2 separate regions of the Homo sapiens genome follow, and region 2 is linked to region 1. A link is a loop called in an ENCODE intact Hi-C map of the cell type or tissue named here. Cell type or tissue: GM12878. All regions are shown on one strand.

Region 1 (2,500 bases):
GGGTAAGGGAGGAGGGCGATGGTGCGGGGGAGTGTTAGAGGAAGCACAGGATTAGGAAAGGAGAGAAATAAAAGGGCTGGGGTAGTACTGCCAACCAGAAAACGCCCCCAACAGGCTCTCTCTGCTTCCTCCCGCCTGCTTCAATTGATCTCACCTGATCTTCCAGTAGCTTGTTCTCCTCGTTCGCCACCGGGATGGCGAACCCATCCTCCCAGTGCAGCTCAGCCAGGAATTCGCTACTCATGACTGCAAACGGATAGAGAAGATACAGAGCAAAGATCCGCCTTCTTGTACAGCGGGTGAGCAGCACCCGCGTCAAGCCCAGGCACCTGCACAGTGCCGCGGCAATTGCCGGGGGAGCCCTAGCAACCTTCCCGCGTCCTTAGTTACCAAACAGGAAACGCTCCAGCCCGAAGGCGAAACTTCCGGTTGAGAACTCCCTGCCTGCAGGCCGAAGAATCTTTTTCTTACCTTGAGCACTGAGGGATGAGCAGCAACTTGCCCCTCCCGACGTTCCCGGGGGTTGCCAGGCGGCAGCGTAACTTTCCACGAAAAGGCGGCTCTCGGATCGCTCCCGGAGCGTGTGAAAACTGTGGCCCCCGGAGCTGGCTGGAGGACCACGGGGCAGCTGGCTGGAAGTAAACCACACGATCCTCCGATTGCCTGGGGGAAGACGGGAGCCAACAGGGATTATAAACTAAGTTTCTTTTCAAGGTGTGTTTGCTGTGTTGTGTAGATTTCAGCTACTACAGTAGGTGAAAGTAGACCGAAGTGAACTGGTGTTTGGAAACAACTCTCTCTCTGGCATCACTGGGATGTTCTGATCGTCGCCTGTTTCAGTCGGCCAGCCTTCCTCACCGCACTCACCGGCCCCATCGCGGATGTCCCAGTCGATCACAGACGCGGACCGCGCGGAGGCCGCACACTTGTGGCGCGGTGTGGTGGTCCCTCCGGCACCACTCCCATACTTGCATTTTTCTTTGCATTTTTGTTTGCTAACATTTAAAGTGTGGAATTTCGCATAAACGTCTGTATTTCCTCTGCTTGAAAAAGGGTAGGTGACACAATCCCCATTATCAAAAGGCAATGTTCCGCTGGAGAGGCGCCCCCTTTAGACCAACAAAGCACTTTACCAGTTCACTAATTTGAATTACCTGCTTGGCACGGGTAGGCATTTGAGTTATAGTCTCTCTTGTATAGTATCTCAGAACTGGAAAGGACAAAACAATCAACTAATCTAATCCTTTCATTTTCTCGGTAAGTTAAACCGAGGCTCCTTGAGGCAAAGTGATTAAAGAAGGGATGCTGTGCATGAATTAATTTTACGTATCCAATAATCATCTGTAATTTTTTTTGCTCTTTCGAATTTTATTTTACCTAGACATTGTTAAACTTTTATTATAAATATTTTAAATGTATATGGGAATAGAAAGCAGAGTATAAATAACTGCTATATATGCATCACCTTGATTTAGCATTCATATTTTGCCATGTTAGCATCATCTGTATCTTTTGCTCAAGTGAAAAAATAATCATAGACATCATGACATTACAGCCCTAAATACATGAGCATGTATTGGTAGAAGAGTGGTTAATGTTATCTAACATAAGCACAATATCATTATCACACCTATAAAAATCAACTATTCTTCAATATCATCTAATAACCATTTCAGATTCATATTTCGACTGTCCTAAAAATGTCTTTTTACAGTCGATTTGTTTGTCACTATAGTTCTGAAATCCTCCTGTAGGAGCTTTGTCTCTTTGTGCCTACATTGTTTTCCATAAACTTAATCTTGTGGACTTAGTGCCTTTAAAGACTAGAATTAGCAAAGCATTTTATTCCCCCTTTCTACAATGATTAAAGGCTGGGGAGAAAGGCTCAACTTGTAGAAGAAATTTGACCTGCATGTAATAGTGGAATTTTAGATATAATGACATTTAATCCTTTATAAATGATCATTACTTATTTTATAATAGTTTAGTCATTCCAACTAATGAAAATGTTAGTATTCAGCTTATGTTAAGATGGTACATAGTTATTTATACTTGGGATATGTTGTGGCAATGCTGCTTTCTAAAATTATTGGTGTTGGGTCAAAGGTGGGGAGGAAAATGGCAGAACAAGACTTCCAGCAATCAGCCCTCACAGAAACATCAATTGGAACAAAACTATTCACCTACGAAAATACCTTCACAAGAGCTAAGGAAACCAATCACATTTAATTACCTTTTAATACAGCAAAAAGTAAAAATAAAATAATTGGTATTATCACCCATGTATCTTAAAATTACCTAATTTACCATCCCAGTTTTTAATATGAATACTGAGCTGCCTCGACCTGTGCCAATGAGTTGAAGCACCCCTCTCAGTGTCAGCTGTAGCTGCCAAATGCATGACTGTGGAGTCTTTTTCATCTTTCCATTAATTTTACTTCTAGGAATACGTCCTACAGAAACAGTTACATAGGTAAGTTCCATGCCCTTATACCGCACG
Region 2 (2,500 bases), 53 kb before region 1:
TTGGGCCTCTGGGTAGCTTGCTCAGATGTTGGTAGTGGGAATGGTGGGCCCGACATGCAGGCGGGTTTTCAGGCCCCTGGGCAGCTGGTGTGATGCAGGTAATGGCAGTAGCGGTGGTAAAGCAACTCACTGGAACCCAGAAGGTCCATACTGGTGTTGCTGGTAGCTGCAATGGGTTGGACATGCTGGTCCTCTGGCCTGTTGGTAGTGCATGGGAGTGGGTGTCAGCTGTGGTGGTATTTGTAGGTTGAATTGCCCCAACTTCAGACTCTAGCAGGACTGATCATGTGCCAACAGTGATGCACTGGGTTAGTAAATATCTGGGCCCCTGGATGGCATACTTGAGTACTTGGGGGATGGGTTTGGGCCAGCAGACTAGTCCCAGGCCCCTTGGTAATACCTTTAAGGAGGTTCTGGCTGTGACAGTCAAAGGTGGGGTGGTTCCCAGGACACTGGCAGAATACTCAGATATGGGCTGTGGTGGCTGTGCTGTAGGCCTGCCACCAGGGAGGGTGCAACCTTTCTCAGGTGGAACAGCATGGGTAAGAAGCTGTAGGAAGTCCCACAGCAGCCATAGTGGGACAGCAGGAATCGTCACCAGAGTACATGGGAGTGCCTGGTCTCTTTTCTCCCTCCTTGGATCGGAGACAGCTGCAGCAATGTCAACCTGCACTTGGCCCAAATGTGGGGCACGGTGTAGCATTAAACTCTCCAAATGCTCCTGGCTGTGGCCTTGCAACCAGAATGCAGGGTTCCTCTCAGGTGAGGTGCTCAGGTGGGTAACAAGTTGTGAGGAGTGCAGTCTTCTCACACCTCCGTCTCACAACAGCCAGTAGCAAGGTCGTGGGAATTGTCTTAGGGGTGCACTGGAGTGCTTGGTCACCCCTCTCCCACCTTGGACAGGTGGTAGTTGCAGTAGTGTTTCAAGGCACAGCCCAGCGTTAAATTCTCAAAATGGCAAAATCCTAAATCTACTACATCAAGAAACAGAATCCACTACATTGAAAAACAGACTTACATTGAAAAAACAAAAATTAACTTCTAAGTGGCAAGGTTTTTCCCAGCAGTGAAAATGCTATGGGCCCATGGCCAGAGAGGTTGTGGTTCCTCTCAGGTGATTTACATGGGTAGGAAGCTGTGGGGAGTACAGTCTGCTTATGTGTCACTTTCACAGCAGCCTGCAGCAGGGCAGGGGGAATTGTAAAGATAAGTTTTATTAGTAATATTTCCATTCTTAACATTTTCACTGGCATTTATTTTATCGTGCTTCAGAACATTAGTTACACATATTTTGTGATAAGTATTACATAATTTTAAAAAGTTTAGCAAAAAAATTATAGAAATTATATCTAATTCCTTTGAGTCTCAAATTGGTAACCCCATTTCATCTGAAATATAAAAGAATAGTGGGAAAATGAGCTGGAATGAGCCAAACAAATTTTAGTTGTGGACTACTGGGTCAGTTTCTTCATTTTTCAAATGAAGGAGTTGAATTTGTTCATTTTATGCAAATTCCTGATATAATTCCATGTATAGCTTGAAGTTCTAAAATTCTGATTCCATTCGCTTCTAAATCAGAGATGATATATCTCTCAAAAGTCTGTCCAATATTTTCAAGTAACTTAATTGGACAGTGTCATTAAATTGCAGTCAGAACTATACTGTTTCCTTATAAAGACTAAGAGGAACTTGGAAATGAGATTTGAAAAATACTAGTCCTTCACTGGTTACTAATTATATTTTTCAGTTTGGCCTTTAAGGGTTAGATATTATAAGATACTAGAGTTGATGAAAAAGCCATGTATGCCCCATAGAACAAAGACCAAAGACAGGAGCTTACTACAAGACCAAAGACAGGAGCTATGAATTGAGCTGTGTCCCTTATAAGAAGATATGTTGATATCCCAACCTGTGGTACCCCAGAAGGTGACCTTATTTGGAAATAGGGTCTTTGCAGATATAGTCAAGTTAAATGGAGGTCATTAGGTTGGTCCTAATCTGATATAACTGGTATCCTTATTAAAATGGGAAATTTGGACAGAGGGAAAACTGTGTGAAGAGACACAGGAAGGAACACCATGTAAAGATGAAGGCAGATTTCAGGGTGATGCATTTACAAACTAAGGAACACCAAAGATTGTCAGCAGACCACCAGAAGCTAGGAGAGAGGCATAGAACAGGTTATTCTTCATAGCCTTCAGAGGAAACCAACCCTATCAACACCTTCATCTTGGACTTCTAGACTCCAGATGTATCAGATATATATTTCCTTTTTTTTGAGACGGAGTCTCACTCTGTCGCCCAGGCTAGAGTGCAGTGGTGCAATCTTGGCTCACTGCAAGCTCCGCCTCCTGGGTTCATGCCATTCTGCCTCAGCCTCCCGAGGAGCTGGGACTACAGGTGCCCACCACCACACCCGGCTAATTTTTTGTATTTTTAGTAGAGATGGGGTTTCACCATGTTAGCCAGGATGGTCTCGATCTCCTGACCTCGTGATCCA

Evidence for each region. A loop is a pair of places that touch in the nucleus more often than their neighbours do. Peaks named below come from ENCODE experiments on the same cell type or tissue, not always from the same donor. Only the 100,000 strongest peaks of a DNase experiment are listed, where the experiment ranks them.
Region 2: a loop joins it to region 1, with 2.4 times the contacts of the local background. A loop is called at or near these places in 3 of 110 quality-filtered maps.

The regions. Positions count from the first base shown.
Region 1 is chr3:180,679,137-180,681,636 of GRCh38, forward strand. It overlaps CCDC39 (coiled-coil domain 39 molecular ruler complex subunit), which reads right to left and starts at 353. Exons shown (of 20, transcript NM_181426.2): 1 at 155-353. The coding sequence starts at 244. CCDC39-AS1 (CCDC39 antisense RNA 1) reads left to right here and starts at 945. Exons shown (of 2, transcript NR_046725.1): 1 at 945-1,054. RefSeq lists enhancers at 625-724, 805-854. In GM12878, a CTCF peak has its summit at 1,097; DNase peaks (open chromatin) are centred at 365 and 1,049; H3K4me3 peaks cover 1,305 bases.
Region 2 is chr3:180,625,951-180,628,450 of GRCh38, forward strand. All of the region lies in intron 14 of CCDC39 (coiled-coil domain 39 molecular ruler complex subunit), which reads right to left. Among named protein-coding and RNA genes, the nearest start is that of TTC14, 25 kb to the left of the region's middle. RefSeq lists a silencer at 1,168-1,217. In GM12878, no CTCF peak of the experiment used is centred here; a DNase peak (open chromatin) is centred at 1,091; H3K27ac peaks cover 636 bases.